Regions from separate parts of the Homo sapiens genome. Here all the other regions are linked to region 1. The links are chromatin loops, found by intact Hi-C in ENCODE. Cell type or tissue: A673. All regions are shown on one strand.

Region 1 (5,000 bases):
GGCTCCAACTCAACATTTCTCCTTCATACTGCCCTAGTAGAGGTTCTCCATGAGGCTTCTGCCCCTGCTGCAGGCTTCTGCCTGGACATCCAGGCTTTTCTATATATCCTCTGAAATCTAGGTGGAGGCTCCCAAGCCTCAATCCTTGCACTCTGTGCACCTGCAGGCTTAATATCACATGGAAATTGCCAAGGCTTATGACTTGCACCCTCTGAAGCAGTGGCCTGTACTATATCCCTTTGAGCCATGCCTGAAGTTGGAGTGGCTGGGATGTGGAGAGCAGTGTCCTGAGGCTGCATAGGGCAGCAGAGTCCCCGGGCCTAACCCATAAAAGCATTCTTTCCTCCTAGGTCCCTGGGCCTATGATGGGAGGGGCTGCTGCAAAGGTCTCTGAAATGCCTTTGAGGCCTTTTCTCCATTGCCTTGGCTATTAGCACTTGGATCCTTTATATTTATGCAAATTTCTGCAGCCTGCTTAAATTCCTCCCTGAAAACGGGCTTTTCTTTTCTACCACACAGCCAAGCTGCAAATTTTCCAAACTTTTATGCTCTGTTTCCCATTTAAATATCAGTTCCAACTTCAGGTCATTTCTTTGCTCATACATATGAGCATAGGCTGTTAGAAGCAGCCAGGTCACATCTTGAACACTTTACTGCTTAGAAATTTCTTCTGCCAGATATCCTAAATTACCACTCTCAAGTTCAAAGTCCCACAGATCTCTAGAGCAGGGGCATAATGCAGCTAAGCTGTCTGATAAGGCATAGCAAAGGTTACCTTTACTCATTCCCAATAAGTTCCTCATTTCCATCTGAGACATCTTCAGGCTGGACTTCACTGTCCACGTCACTGTCAGCATTTTAATCACAACCATTAAACAACTCTCTAGGATGTTCCAAACCTTCCCTCAACTTCCTGTCTTCTAGCCCTCCACATTCTTCCAACCTCTGCCTATTTCCCAGTTTCAAAGTTGCTTTCACATTTTTGGGTATCTTTATAGCAATATCCTACTCCTGGTACCAATTTTCTGTATTAGGCTATTCTCATATTGCCACAAACAAACACCCAAGATTGGGTAATTTATAAAGAAAAGAGGTTTAATTGGCTCATGGTTCCACAGACTGTACAGGAAGCACAATGCTGGCATCTGCTTGGCTTCTGGGAAGACCTCAGGAAACTTACAATTATGGCAGAAGGCAAATGGGGAGCAGATATGTCTTCACGGTAGGAGCAGGAGCAAAAGAGAAAGAGAAGGGAGGTGCCACATACTTTTAAACAACCAGATCTCATGAGAACTCAGTATCTTGAGGACAGTACCAAGGGGGAAATCTGCCCCCATGATCCAATCCCACCTCACACCAGGCCCCACCTCCAACATTGGGGATTACATGAGATTTGGGTGGGGACACAGATCCAAACCATGGCAAAAAGCTACCCAAGTGATTTTAATGTGCAGCCAGAGTTGAGTACCATTGCTCTGACAAAATTTTTTATCTTATATATGAACAAGAAGAGACTTCAAGAGCTTAAGTAACTGACCCCAAATAAAGGCCATACAGTCAATTACTGGCCAAGACTCTGGCCCGCTCTATTCCCCTATTGGAAAACCTCCACAGCAGTCACACTTTGGGTCAATTTCTTACAGAGGATAGCTACAGTCTTTATGTCTTTAAATCTAAATCTAGATATATTATTTGAATAGTGCTAGCATACTCTGGCAGAACTTTTGAGAGTGAGGACTGTTCCAGAACTATCTGTGCTATGTGACCTCAGGATCTGGAGGTGGTGACAGGCTCAGATTTTACAGTCAGGAAAGTCTGGTTTCAAATGGTAGTTCAGCCACTGACAGCTCTGCACCCTTGGCCAAGTTACTTGGCATCTCTGATCTTCAGTTTCCTTGTAATGTGAATGTTTTGTCAACACAGACTGGTTTCTTGGTTGTGAAGACTAAATAAGATAAGGCCATAAAAGTCTCAGCACGTAATTAGTGCCTTTTAGGAAGCCGATGACTTATCCATTAGCTGGTGGTGCAATTTTACCTTTTAAATGATAGCAGTACTAGTAATTATTACTGTTGTTGTTCTTCTTATATTCCATGTATTTGCCTTCCAGATAGGTGGTTCTTAAGCAGAGGTGATTTTGTACCCCCAGGAAACATTTGGCAATGTCTATAGGTATTTTGATTGTTATAACAGGGGTGGAGGTTTGGGGACAGTGGTGGGGTGCCAGTGACACCAGTGGGTAGAGGCCAAGGATACTACTAAATGCTCATAATGCGCAGGCAGCCTCCCAACAACAAAGACCTATCTGACCCGATGGTGCGAAGGTCAAGAGACTCTGCTGTAGATATCTGTAAGTAATTGGGAGCTTGAGGGCCCAGAGCCACTGGGTGGTGACAGGATGATAATTCTCAATTTTTGCTATTGTGTGGCAAGGGGGCAATGTGTTTAGGGGGTTGCAAACAGCTCCATGTCTACTCTCAATCACCACAGAGGAAGGACTTTCCAACTCTTTACATATGAGTTGCTGTGGTAACCGGTAAGTAATAACCCTGGGGTTTATACTCCTTAGAGGTGCTGTGAGGATAATCTTGCACCTAAAGTTTAGAAACACTGGTATCAAAGCCTAAAGAAGACAAGACGATTGCATCAGATCCCACAGGAGGGCTGTCTTTCTCCATGCTTGTGTTTTGGGCCCCTGGGGGTTGCATCAGCCTCCTCACTCATGAGCTCATCATTTATAAATGACAGCCGCCAAAGTCGGGAAGTATGAAACAGTTGCCAAATGGAGAACTTGCTCAGCTTTCTTGCTGGAGCCCTGTGTCTTAACTTACTTATATTAAAAAATAAAAGGAGCACAATTCTGCTAGGCAAGCTCTGCTATGTGAGAAGGGAAGAATACATGCAGAACTTCTCGTTGAGAGCACAGAACATTTTCGTGTCTGTCGAGATCACCGTGGTTGCTGAACGTGGCCGCTGTTGAGCAAGTGGTCAGTAGGTGGCGCTAAGTCATCGCCGAGAGGACGCTCCTGTCCTAGACCTGAGTTACTGTCAGTCTTGGAGCGCGCACACCCCAGAGTGAAAAATATAGTAACAGGAAAGATTTAGTTCTTAAAATAAGTCAGCAGCTCAGCGAAGCAGATACTACCTCGGCAGGTACATTTTCTTTCTTGAACTGATGGAAAAGGGCATTTACTGCCTACAGGCTTCTGGCTACAGAAATCAAACAATCAAAATATTCAATTAAATGAAACCAGCAGCAGGCCTGGCCCCAGAAGAGAATGAGAACCAGCTGGGCTCAGCCCTATGTCTGGGATCCGGTACCGACGTTCCTCTGTACTGACACGTCCGGAGCCAATGTCGAGTCACGAGTCACCCAGGCACGGTTTTCTCTCTCCAGTGAAGGCTTTGGGTGCTGAGATGTGCAGTTGTAACGTGTAGCATGGAGACCATTTTAGTGATCTAGCTGGCTCTTCTTAAATTATGGGAGTCCTGGCCGTACATGTAGGTGAGGACGCCACCTTTCCCACCTACGTGAGAAGGTAGGAGAGTGGAGATCCCTTGAGGCGCTGGAACAGGAGTGTTGTCATGGTGATGGGGCCAGTCACAGGGCTCACCAGTCCCTTTGGCGGAGTCTCTGCCTCAATTGTAAGGGAATTTGGAATCACTGGATCAGATGCAAGTTCACAGTCATGTTGCCACTTTTTTCCACAATCTATAGCCCCCACCGTGAAAGCTCCAGTGGGTCATGCTTTAGAAAGGGGAGGGAGGTAAAGAGTGGGTGGGGGGCTTTGAATCCAATAGTCCTGTATCCCAGCTCTGCCACCAGTGAGCTCTGTGACCTTGCAAATGCCATTTTGCTTAAGCTTCAAAGCTCTCCTCTGTAAAATATGCATAGAATGGGCAGGAGGGCTGCCAATGAGCTGCTTGAAATGAGTTCACATCTCTTGGAAGCAGAGAAAGCTTACAACTAAAGTGGCCAGACAGCCATATGTGATCTTAGAAGAACTGTTGAACCCAGAGAGAGGCCTCGAAAATGGAGATGGGCAAATGCCATTCCCACCATGCGAATCCCTTTCCCATTTTTGCTTGTGGCTGCCCAGACTCGGTCCCTACCCACGCTTAATAAATTCTTACAATTTATTCTCCTGCCCTTCAGCTTGACTTGTAATAATGTAATGATGGCTATCAGGGTTGGAACAGCAAGCACGATACCAGCACTTTAGGAAGATTAGTTTCCTCTATTTAATGCTCATGACTACCTGCAAGGTAAGTGTTGTCACACCGGGTACAGATGAGGAAATGAAGGCAAATCTCTGCGCAAAGTCCTGGGTGGGTGGGCTGGAGAGTTGGGAGCCTGACTCGGGTTTATCTGAGAAAACAAGTGGGCAGGAAACTCAACTGCTCCACATGAGATGCAGAAGTTCTGCCATTTTTTTCTCAGATTATAAAGTGTCAGAGGCTGCTCTGGAAAAAAAAGGTGCAATGAATTCTTGTTCAATCATTAATGGTGCTTCAAAGGACATACAGGCCCATGCACACATCCTTCTATGTAGGTACAGAGAATTATTTTTATCCTGAGTTGCACACATTTATTATGTTATTAATAGCATGGACTCAACTGGGTGTCCCACAGAGTGACTCTTCTAATGACTGGTTAGGAAATTTGACAGCAAGTAAGAGGGCGGTGAGCCTGCTTTCTGGTCTGGGCCTGAGTGACCCCCCATCTTCCTCCATTTGGTTGAGAACAGGCTACAGGTCAGACCTCAGCCACTGGGATACTGAACCAGGGCTTCCTGGACCAGCGCCTCTTTAGGGTTGAACACTCACCTTCCTGCAGTACAAAGCAGTGGGCAGTCTCGAGTGCCCTTCTGAGGTCAGCCTGTTGGGGTGTAAATGGTTCTTGAAATGCATCTGATTTCCAGCTTGTTAGCATCTCATTGTCTCCCTTAGAGTTTCAGCCTCCCTTAGAGTCCTCACACCTTGTCAAGACAGATGCTTCC
Region 2 (5,000 bases), 1.2 Mb after region 1:
CAGATGCCAAAGCAAAATGAGGATTTCCCTCTGTATTCTACTGGTTTTTATTCAGTATAAGAGTGAAAAACTCAGCTAACTTTTTCTCTGCCAGAAATATCCCTAACAGTACAAGAACAAATTCAATGACACCACAAGGAAACAATCAGTCAAATGTACAGTATGAAATATTTCTATAGACAAAAATCTTGGTATAACCAACAGATCTATGGCATAAAACTAGAGAAGGAGAAGGAAGAGGAGGAGGAGGAGGAAGAGGAGAAGAAGGAGGAGGACCTGTTGCAAAACAAAAGAGACTTAAGGAAAAAACAACTAATGCAATGAGTGGGTCTTGTTTGGATTCTGAACTAGTAAAAAAAATATTGAGGTAATCAGGAAAAAAATTAAAATGGACTAGGTATTAGATGACTAAGGAATTACCATTAATTATGTTAAGTGTGATATTGGCATGGTGATTATGCTAAAAATAGAAAGCTCTTATCAGCTAGCAAAGCATGCCAAACTGTTTACAGAGAAAAAGACACATCTGTCATTTGTTTTTAAATCTCCAAGCAAAAAAGACAGGCATGTGTGAGAAGAGGATTTGATAAAATAAGATTGGCCAAATGTTGATTAATGTGAAAGTTAAAGGACAGGTACCTTGAGGTTCATTACAGTATTTTCTCAAGTTGTATACATATTTGGAAATTTCCATACTAAAAAGTTATATAGAGTTAGACCTAGCGGGTTACAAACGACAACGTAAAACTTCAAGACTATGATTTCATGCTGTCTTGTGTAATCATATTCCAGGAGGACCCAAGACAGCATTTACTGGGCTTTGTATGCCGACTTTGAACAGTTTCCAAATGTGGTAATCTGATGTAACTTGCTCATTATTTTTTAAAAATAAAAGATCATACGTGCTGTTAGAAGCATCAAAACTTCATTCTATTCATCTGGAGCAAAATGTTCCTCCCAATACAGCTTTTCCTTGAAAGAGGAGGAGGGCAGAGAGAGCCTGGGGTGAGAGGTCGGAGAGGAGAAACGACCATTGAGTTTTCTACTTTCCGCAGAATGGCAAGATCCTTGGGGAGACAGTAAATTGAAATTAAGGCTGTTTCAGGCAGCCTACAGGATGTGCCTGCAAATGTTAGACATATCGAAATGGTGAAAAAGTCTGTGTGTGCCCATTCATATGAAGTGAATGCCTTGTAATGTGCTCCAGCCCCTGGGAATGGTGGCTGGATTGAGAAACGGAGGCCGGAAGAATGGGATGGATTTGACATAAGTACTTTTAAGTGCTCTGAAGGCTGGGCTCCTCCCTGTGGTTTAACAGCAAAGTCCACTGGGAGCTACAAGGAAAGAGCTGAGTGAATCCCTACAGCTTTTCGTTTTAAGGATAACAAACCTTAAAACAGGTGTGAGCTCAGAAAGATCCTTTTTCTTCTTGTTTTTAGAGTCTTCTGTAACCAGCCAGCTCTCTGTGTATTATTATCATTCCACAGAATGAGGTCTGGGGTAGGGGAAGGGAGGAGAGGAAAGAGAAGCTGAATAAACAAAAATTGCTCCGAGTGACTAATATTCATTAAGTCCACTGGTTATGCGCTATGAAATTTATTAAACTGTGGTTTCCAAGAGAATGTATTAGCGCAGCTAATGAACACAAATAAAAAAGAGGCCTCCAGGAAATGGTTTCCTGGACCTAGATGAGACTGGTGAGTAATGTGACAAGACATTAAAATGTTAAAAGCTTCTATTTTAGTCTAGAAGGCTGATTATTGGAAGGGGTTGCCTTCAGTGGGGGAGGGGAGGTAGGAGAGAGAATGAGAGTCTAACTTGTGTGAAGGAGCTTAAAGCTTTGCATTTGTATTCACCAGGCAAGGAGGCTCTGTGCTGAAGGCCTCTGAACTTCAGTGCTGCCATCTGGTGGAGAATGAGCTTGAGATACTGTAGAAAACGATGGCAGCCGCCATCTTTAAGATGTCAGGAATTGAAACACAGGACACAGAAATACTTCACTGTTTCCTGAGTGGCACCAGTGGAATCCTTTGTAACTGTGGTATCAGAAGCAAAGAAAAACACTTGCACAGTCCCTAGCTATGCAGAAATATGGCTTAAATACTGTATAAAGAAAACACAGCTATCTCATTCTGCTATTCCATTCCATCAGGATTTTAGCAATTAATTTTCATGAATTCCCACCTGCAGTCTTAGGCTGAAGTGTTAGCACTCTTAAAGACATTTGTTTCATAGCTCCCTCCAAGATGGCCAAATAGGAACAGCTCCAGTCTACAGTTCCCAGCGTGAGAGACACAGAAGACAGGTGATTTCTGCATTTCCAACTGAGGTACAAGGTTCATCTCACTGGGACTTGTTGGACAGTGGGTGCAGCCCACAGAGTGTGAGCTGAAGCAGGACAGGGCATCGCCTTACCCAGGAAGCGCAAGGGGTCGGGGAATTCCCTTTCCTAGCCAAGGGAAGCCGTGACAGACAGTACCTGGAAAATCGAGACACTCCCACCCTAATACTGCACTTTTCCAACGGTCTTAGCAAACGGCACACCAGGAGATTATATCCTGCACATGGCTCAGCAGGTCCCATGCCCACGGAGCCTTGCTCACTGCTAGCACAGCAGTCCAAGATCGAACTGCAAGGCAGCAGCAAGGCTGGGTGAGGGGTGTCTGCCACTGCTGAGGCTTGAGTAAGTAAACAAAGCAGCCAGGAAGCTCGAACTGGGTGGAGCCCACCACAGTTCAACAAGGCCTGCCTGCCTCTGTAAACTCCACCTCTGGGGGCAGGGTATAGCTGAACAAATGGCAGCAGAAACTTCTGCAGACTTAAACGTCCCTGTCTGACAACTTTGAAGAGAGTAGTGGTTCTCCCAGCATGGAGTTTGAGGTCTGAGAACGGACAGACTGCCTCCGCAAGTGGGTCCCTGACCCCCGAGTAGCCTAATTGGGAGACACCTCCCAGTAGGGGGTGACTGACATCTCATACAGCCGGGTGCCCGGGCTTCCAGGGGAAGGATCAGGTAGCAACATTTGCTGTTCTGCAGCCTCCGCTGGTGACACCCAGGCAAACAGGGTCTACAGTGGACCTCCAGCAAACTCCAACAGACCTGCAGCTGAGGGTCCTGACTGTTAGAAGGAAAACTAACAAACAGAAAGAATAGCATCAACATCAACAAAAAGGATATCCACACCAAAACCCCATCAGTAGGTCACCATCATCAAAGACCAAAGGTAGATAAAACCACAAAGACGGGGAGAAACCAGAGCAGAAAAGCTGAAAATTCTAAAAACCAGAGCACCTCTTCTCCTCCAAAGGAACGCAGTTCCTCGCCAGCAACAGAACAAAGCTGGATGGAGAATGACGTTGACAAGTTGACAGAAGTAGGCTTCAGAAGATCGGTAATAACAAACTTCTCCGAGCTAAAGGAGGATGTTGAAACCCATTGCAAATAAGCTAAAAACCTTGAAAAAAAGATTAGACGAATGGCTAACTAGAATAAACAGTGTAGAGAAGACCTTAAATGACCTGATGGAGCTGAGAACCATGGCACAAGAACTACGTGACGAATGCACAAACTTCAGTAGCTGATTTGATCAAGTGGAAGAAAGGGTATCAGTGATTGAAGATCAAATGAATGAAAAGAGGCGAGAAGAGAAGTTTAGGGAAAAAAGAGTAAAAAGAAATGAACAAAGCCCCAAGAAATATGGGACTATGTGAAAAGACTAAATCTACGTCTGATTTGTGTACCTGAAAGTGATGGGGAGAATGGAACCAAGTTGGAAAACACTCTGCAGGATATTATCCAGGAGAACTTCCCCAACCTAGCAAAGCAGGCTAACATTCAAATTCAGGAAATACAGAGAATGCCACAAAGATACTCCTCTAGAAGAGCAATCCAAAGACACATAATCGTCAGATTCACCAAGGTTGAAATGTAGGAAAAAATGTTAAGGGCAGCCAGAGAGAAAGTCGGGTTACCCACAAAGGGAAGCCCATCAGACTAACAGCGGATCTCTCACCAGAAATTCTACAAGCCAGAAGAGAGTGGGGGCCAATATTCAACATTCTTAAAGAAAATAATTTTCAGCCCAGAATTTCATATCCAGTCAAACTAAGCTTCATAAGTGAAGAAGAAATAAAATCCTTTACAGACAAGCAAATGCTGAGAGATTTTGTCACCACCAGGCCTGCCTTACAAGAGCTCCTGAAGGAAGCACTAAACATGGAAAGGAACAACCGGTACCAGCCACTGCAAAAACATGCCAAATTGTAAAGACCATCGATGCTAGGAAGAAACTGCATCAACTAACAAGCAAAATAACCAGCTAACATCATCATGACAGGATCAAATTCACACATAACAATATTAACCTTAAATGTAAAGGAGCTAAATGCCCCAATTAAAAGACACAGAATGGCAAATTGGATAAAGAGTCAAGACCCATCAGTGTGCTGTATTCAGGAGACCCATCTCATGTGCAGAGACACACATAGGCTCAAAATAAAGGGATGGAAGAAGATCTACCAAGCAAATGGAAAACAAAAAAAAGCAGGGGTTTTAATCCTACTCTCTGATAAAACAGACTTTAAACCAACAAAGATCAAAAGAGACAAAGAAGGCCATTGCATAATGGTAAAGGGATCAATTCAACAAGAAGAGCTAACTATCCTAAATATACATGCATCCAATACAGGAGCACCTAGATTAATAAAGCAAGTCCTTAGAGACCTACAAAGATGCTTAGACTCCCACACAATAATAATGGGAGACTTTAACACCCCACTGTCCACATTAGACAGTCCAACAAGATAGAAAGTTAACAGGGATATCCAGGACTTAAACTCAGCTCTGCACCAAGTGGACCTAATACACTTCTACAAACTCTCCACCCCAAATCAACAGAATATACATTGTTCTCAGCACCACATCGCACTTATTCCGAAATTGACCACATGGTTGGAAGTAAAGCACTCCTCAGCAAATGTAAAATAACAGAAACTATAAC
Region 3 (5,000 bases), 360 kb after region 1:
TGTGAAGTGAGACTGCTGTATTACATGGTCTCTGTAGGCTCTTCCAGTGCCAAAATTCTCATTACAAATAAATCTCGAATCTCTTTCTTTCCCTAGCAGCTGTGGGCTTTGTTTCTACATTAGGTCAATGTGCAGTCTCTACCATACTTCTTTGTTTTTATTCCTGGGTTTTTGCCACATGCAGCATTTAGGTGGTTCTAACTGAACTGTAAACTCTTGAAAAGAGGGGACCTTGTGACTTCCTTCTTCCTAACCCCTCCACTCCTATCTCTGGTCCACAAGACTAATCCACAAACTCAGGGGTTATTCAAATAATGCCATCAACTGTTGGACAGATGACAGATGGCAAGTGCCATCCACAGCCTTGTTTTTCTGGTGTCCCTGTCATATTGTCGACATTCAGCTTTTTCAAAAATATCTTTAGTTACTCATTAGTCTGAGAATTAGGCCTTAGCTGTTGGCTATTCTATGAATGGCTCTTTCGGTACAAACTAACTGAATCTGTGTCTATGCCCTTAATTGGAAAGATAAATTTAAATGGAACTGTCTCCTTGTGATGTCCTCTGAATTTCAGAAATGAAATTTGGGTCCTCTCAGTCTGATGGAATGCATAACACTTCCAGAGTTATCAGGAACCTGTCAGAATCATTATGGTTAGATATAAGTGTTTTTCTAAATGCTGCTATCCATGGAGTCTGATGTTTGAATTGCAGTGGTGGAAGACAGTATTTATGCAGTCATTCATTCAAACATCATTTTATTGAGCACTGACTATGTGTCAGACACTGGGGTAAAAGGATAAGTAAAACTTGGTTCTTGCCCTTAAGAGGTATTTGGCCAAAAAGGAAAGGGGTACTAAAACAGTTACTATAATGCACAGAGATACACTGTTATAAAGTATATAAGAGTATAAACAGACAGGGAGAGTCTCCAGGGATGATAGGAATCGAATCAAGTTGAGCAGTCAGTCTGGTCAGTCTGTTTTACAGCCTCCTGCCCTGCAGCCTGTGTGGAATGCAGTCACCTTGTTGGTTTAAACCAGGTCCTGACTGATCCTGGCAACTTCTAGATGAACTCGAGTGAACTTTCCTCATTACTATGCCAAAGTCTCCACCCTGGGAGGAGCTATACCTGCATTACCATGACATGCAACCCATATGCTGGCATGATGACTCATCATGTCTGTGCAACTGGGACCCCTCCTCTACCTGCCATGATGCACCCTTCTCCATTGCCGCATAAAACCCTCCTGTCCCCTTCTCTCCGGGAGACACTGCTTTGGAGAACACTCCCAGTATCCTCCTTACTTGCACCAAGTAATAAAACTCTTATTGATCAAAACCTGTGTTCTCGTGGAGTTACTCACCAGCTGAACAAATCCTGTTTTATTGAGGGTAACAGAGGTCCTGAAGAGGTAGGAATTGGATATAACCAGAGGCATCACAGACGATGCCACAGAGTATGTGAATTTAGGGCTAAGCTTTAGTAAGATCTGGCAGCAAAAGGCAGAGGGCATTTCAGGGAGAGAAACACCCAAAGGCACAGGGTAAGTATGGAGAATGAGGGCATGGGTGAAGGGACTGGCGAAAATCAGATTAAAAGGTAAGCAGGGGCCAGATAGTGAAAGGCTTTAAATGCCCTACAGAGGAAGCTCTATGCCAGTGGCTCTCCTGCTGTAGTGGGCTGAAGGCTTATAAAGGGACTTGGCTGAACATGTAGATTTCTGGGACCTACTGATTTGATTCAGCTGGCTTGAAGTGGAGCTTAGAAATCTGCATTGTAAGCCAGCCTCCTGGATGATTCAGATGTAGGCAGTCTGCTGGTAATCTTGTGCAGATATTGTTGTCAGCAGTGGAAAATACAAAGAGTGACATACAGCCTCATACTGGGCTTAGAAAGACAAGTCTAGCAGGTGAGTATGGCAGCTGAGTTGAGGGAGAAAGGCTCATCGTGATGTGGTCAGTTAGCATTTCACTGTGACGGTTCACACGAGAAACGCCCAATGCCTCAACTGTGGCAGTAGGCAGTGGTAATGCAGAGACAGAGGTGAGAACTCTTGCAGAGGGAGAATCCTCAGAATTCAGCAAATGAATGAAAGTTGAGGGGAGAGAGAGAGGGGAGAATCACAAGTACATTTAGTAGTTCTCACAGGAGTAATTAGGGTCTAGTGTCATTAATGCAAAGTAAAATATGTTTGAGTGAGAAGATAAAAAGGTTGGGTTGGGGCATATTGAGACTTCAGTGTCAGTGGAAGCTACAACTAGAGATTTAATTCAGGTCTTCTCCAGGTTTGCTTTTGGGGAATATGAATATATGTAGGGGATAGTTGAAGCCATGGGATTCTATGAGACAAAGTGATAACTTTGGGATAGAGACCAGAGAAAGTCAAAGACAGCGCCTGAGGCACCTCTGCCTTTAAGGGAAGAGAAGATGGGGCGGGACCTAGAACTAACTTAGGTGAGTGAATCTCACCTAAATTAAAGGGAGGGGAGAATTTAACTGAGGACTTTTTCAACATCAGGCTGAGACTGAGGCACAGTTTGCCCCCTAGAGGCAAGGAGGGGAATTGCGGGGAAGAGCCAGATGTGCTGAAAGGCAGAGGGGGGAAGTCCACACACACAGACGAGGGCTAAGAAGTGAGCTAATGGACGTGTCAATATATGTTTGTATGCACACGCATATACCTGTGCATGCATGTGTGCACCTGGGTGTATGTGTGGGCATGAAATTTGTGTTCATTATGTGCTACATAGGTAAGAGCCTTCTTTGTGACAGGTATGTGACAATCCTGTGAGTGAGGTGGGGGAATAGTAGCCAAAGTGTGCAGGACACCAAGAGGTCAGAAATCAAAGAGCAAGGGAAAGTAAGAGCCAGGAGCTGTGGGGCAGGGCTGGAGGAACTCCAGGGAGGGGCGCTGACACATATTGGCAGGCCGGGGGAAATTGAACATGGCCAGAATGAGACTCAGCAGAAGACAACAGTGCCAAATGCAACAGAGGGATTTACAAAACTGAGAAATGTCCTGGAGATTGCCACTTGGAAGGTCATTGTGACCTTTGACAGCGTGGTTTCTGTGGGGTCTAACTGAAGAGTGAACAGACGGTGAGAAGGTTGTTTGAGCAAAAGGAAGGAGAGAGCTAGTGACTCTGAAGTTAGAATCAGTGATGATACGAGATGAGGCAATTTTGCCCATTAAGCATATTGGTGCATCTTGGGGACTTAAAAAGATTTGTTTTGGACGACTTGCACTTCAAAAATTAGTCTTTTTCCTAAGAGGATAATAAAACTTAAAAGTAGCAAAACATGTTTTTCTGCAATATTTAAATAGCTTTTGATCCTGTCTGTTGTTAACAGTTGCTTCTCCAGGAATTTTAGGCCATTGGCAATAAACCAAGTAAATATTCTAACTAGAAAATAAAATGGCCCTTTACTACTGAAGTGTTGTTTATAAATAGCTCTCTCATGTTAACTCAGACTCAGTGGGCATATGTGTGTGTGTCTGTTCACACACAAGTGTAGATGTGGGATGTCTGTGTGCTCATTTAATCAACTAATATTTTTCACCTTCTATATGTTAGGCAGTGTAGGTGCTGAGCATATACCAGTGAATAGAAAAGCCATGATTAAGCTAATTATTACAGTGAGTTGAGATATGTATGTGCATGGGCAAATCCTTTCATGTTGTGTTGGCAAGGGAAGAAGACTAATCAGGAAAATAGGGCAACTCAATGGGCCAAAAAATTAAAAAAAAATTTCAAGATGCCATCTATTTCTACATAAAGATGATCTTATGCAGTGGTGTGCTGGTAAACTGGCTCTCTAGGAAGTGCAGGGAGAAGCCCTGATATGTAGCATTTACCAATTATCATGGTGTAAATATTTTCACTGGGGCTGATTTCAAACCTCCAACTTGATGTCATTGAATGAAGCTAAAGGAAGAGATGTACACAGTTAAGAGATATACACAGTATAAGCCAGCTCCAGCATCCCACTAACCCTTTGTGCAGGCAGAATAATAATAATGCTTTCTTTCATTTATGGAGCTGTTTGAAATTAACAAGGTGCTTTGACATATTTTCCTTTACCTGCACCTCACCCTGAGTGTGATGTTAGAGGATATGGTTTGAGGAATATGGAAAAATCTCTTTGGCTAGCCACAAAGCCTTACATTACCACTGAGGTAACTCTCTTTGGTATAGCATTCATGAATGAAGACCATGCCTTTTAAATAGTAAAATACAAGATATGTAAGTGTTGTTAATCCAGGGTAAGACAAGAAAGATCTCAATTACAGGATACTATTGGAGAAAGAAGTCCCAAAAGAAGCCATGGAGAAGGAGGATGGGTAGATATGTAAGGAAAATGGTCAAAAGAGAGATCCAAGGATATTAAAGACATTTTTTCTATGTCATAATTTTGCTTAGGGTATGACCTACTCCTAGATCATAGATGTTACCAGATATAGTTCATGCTCCATTATCTGCTCTAATGGAGGAAAATTGGACAATATAATTCAAAACAATGAACAACCTTGAAAGATATATACAATTGGACTTGCAGAGAAGATAATGACTGTTTCTTGGTATCTGTAGCATCCTGTGAATGGTTTACCTATTCTACCTCTGAGCTTAAAGAATCTACTCATGACGAGGCATATTGCAAGGAATTGACAAGTGTCACATAATTAGTACCAATCTAGACTTTGTTGTACAAATGAGTGCAGGATTCGGATGGTTATACTTCCTTTTAAGTGATTTAATGAAGTATCATTTTAGAGTTAGTTCTAATTAAAAGATTTTTAAAAAAAACTCTTACTGTGTTGTCCTAGAAATAAAAATACTTTTTCTGACAGAAACATAATTAATTTGATTATAAGGTTTAAAGTGTATTCTGTGTGTGTGTGTGTGTGTGTGTCTGTGTGTGTGTGCACACATATGCATAACTTCAACTGCTGCTGAATACAAGAGAAATCAATATCTGGCCACTGGTGGTCATAGGCT

Evidence for each region. Hi-C counts contacts between places; a loop is a spot of excess contacts. Peaks named below come from ENCODE experiments on the same cell type or tissue, not always from the same donor. Only the 100,000 strongest peaks of a DNase experiment are listed, where the experiment ranks them.
Region 2: a loop joins it to region 1, with 10 times the contacts of the local background. A loop is called at or near these places in 19 of 110 quality-filtered maps.
Region 3: it touches region 1 in a loop (8-fold over the local background); 58 of 110 quality-filtered maps call a loop at or near these places.

The regions. Positions count from the first base shown.
Region 1 is chr1:222,453,305-222,458,304 of GRCh38, reverse strand. No RefSeq gene overlaps it. Among named protein-coding and RNA genes, the nearest start is that of TRT-TGT2-1, 9.2 kb to the left of the region's middle. RefSeq lists an enhancer at 2,871-2,920. In A673, CTCF peaks have their summits at 2,778 and 2,981 (motif pointing right); DNase peaks (open chromatin) are centred at 2,694 and 3,004; H3K27ac peaks cover 940 bases.
Region 2 is chr1:221,260,856-221,265,855 of GRCh38, reverse strand. No RefSeq gene overlaps it. Among named protein-coding and RNA genes, the nearest start is that of LINC02817, 73 kb to the left of the region's middle. In A673, a CTCF peak has its summit at 1,911 (motif pointing left); a DNase peak (open chromatin) is centred at 1,875.
Region 3 is chr1:222,093,909-222,098,908 of GRCh38, reverse strand. The region is part of intron 1 of LOC124904518 (a long non-coding RNA gene); the gene reads left to right. Among named protein-coding and RNA genes, the nearest start is that of LINC01705, 37 kb to the right of the region's middle. RefSeq lists a silencer at 1-135. In A673, a CTCF peak has its summit at 2,546 (motif pointing left); a DNase peak (open chromatin) is centred at 2,568.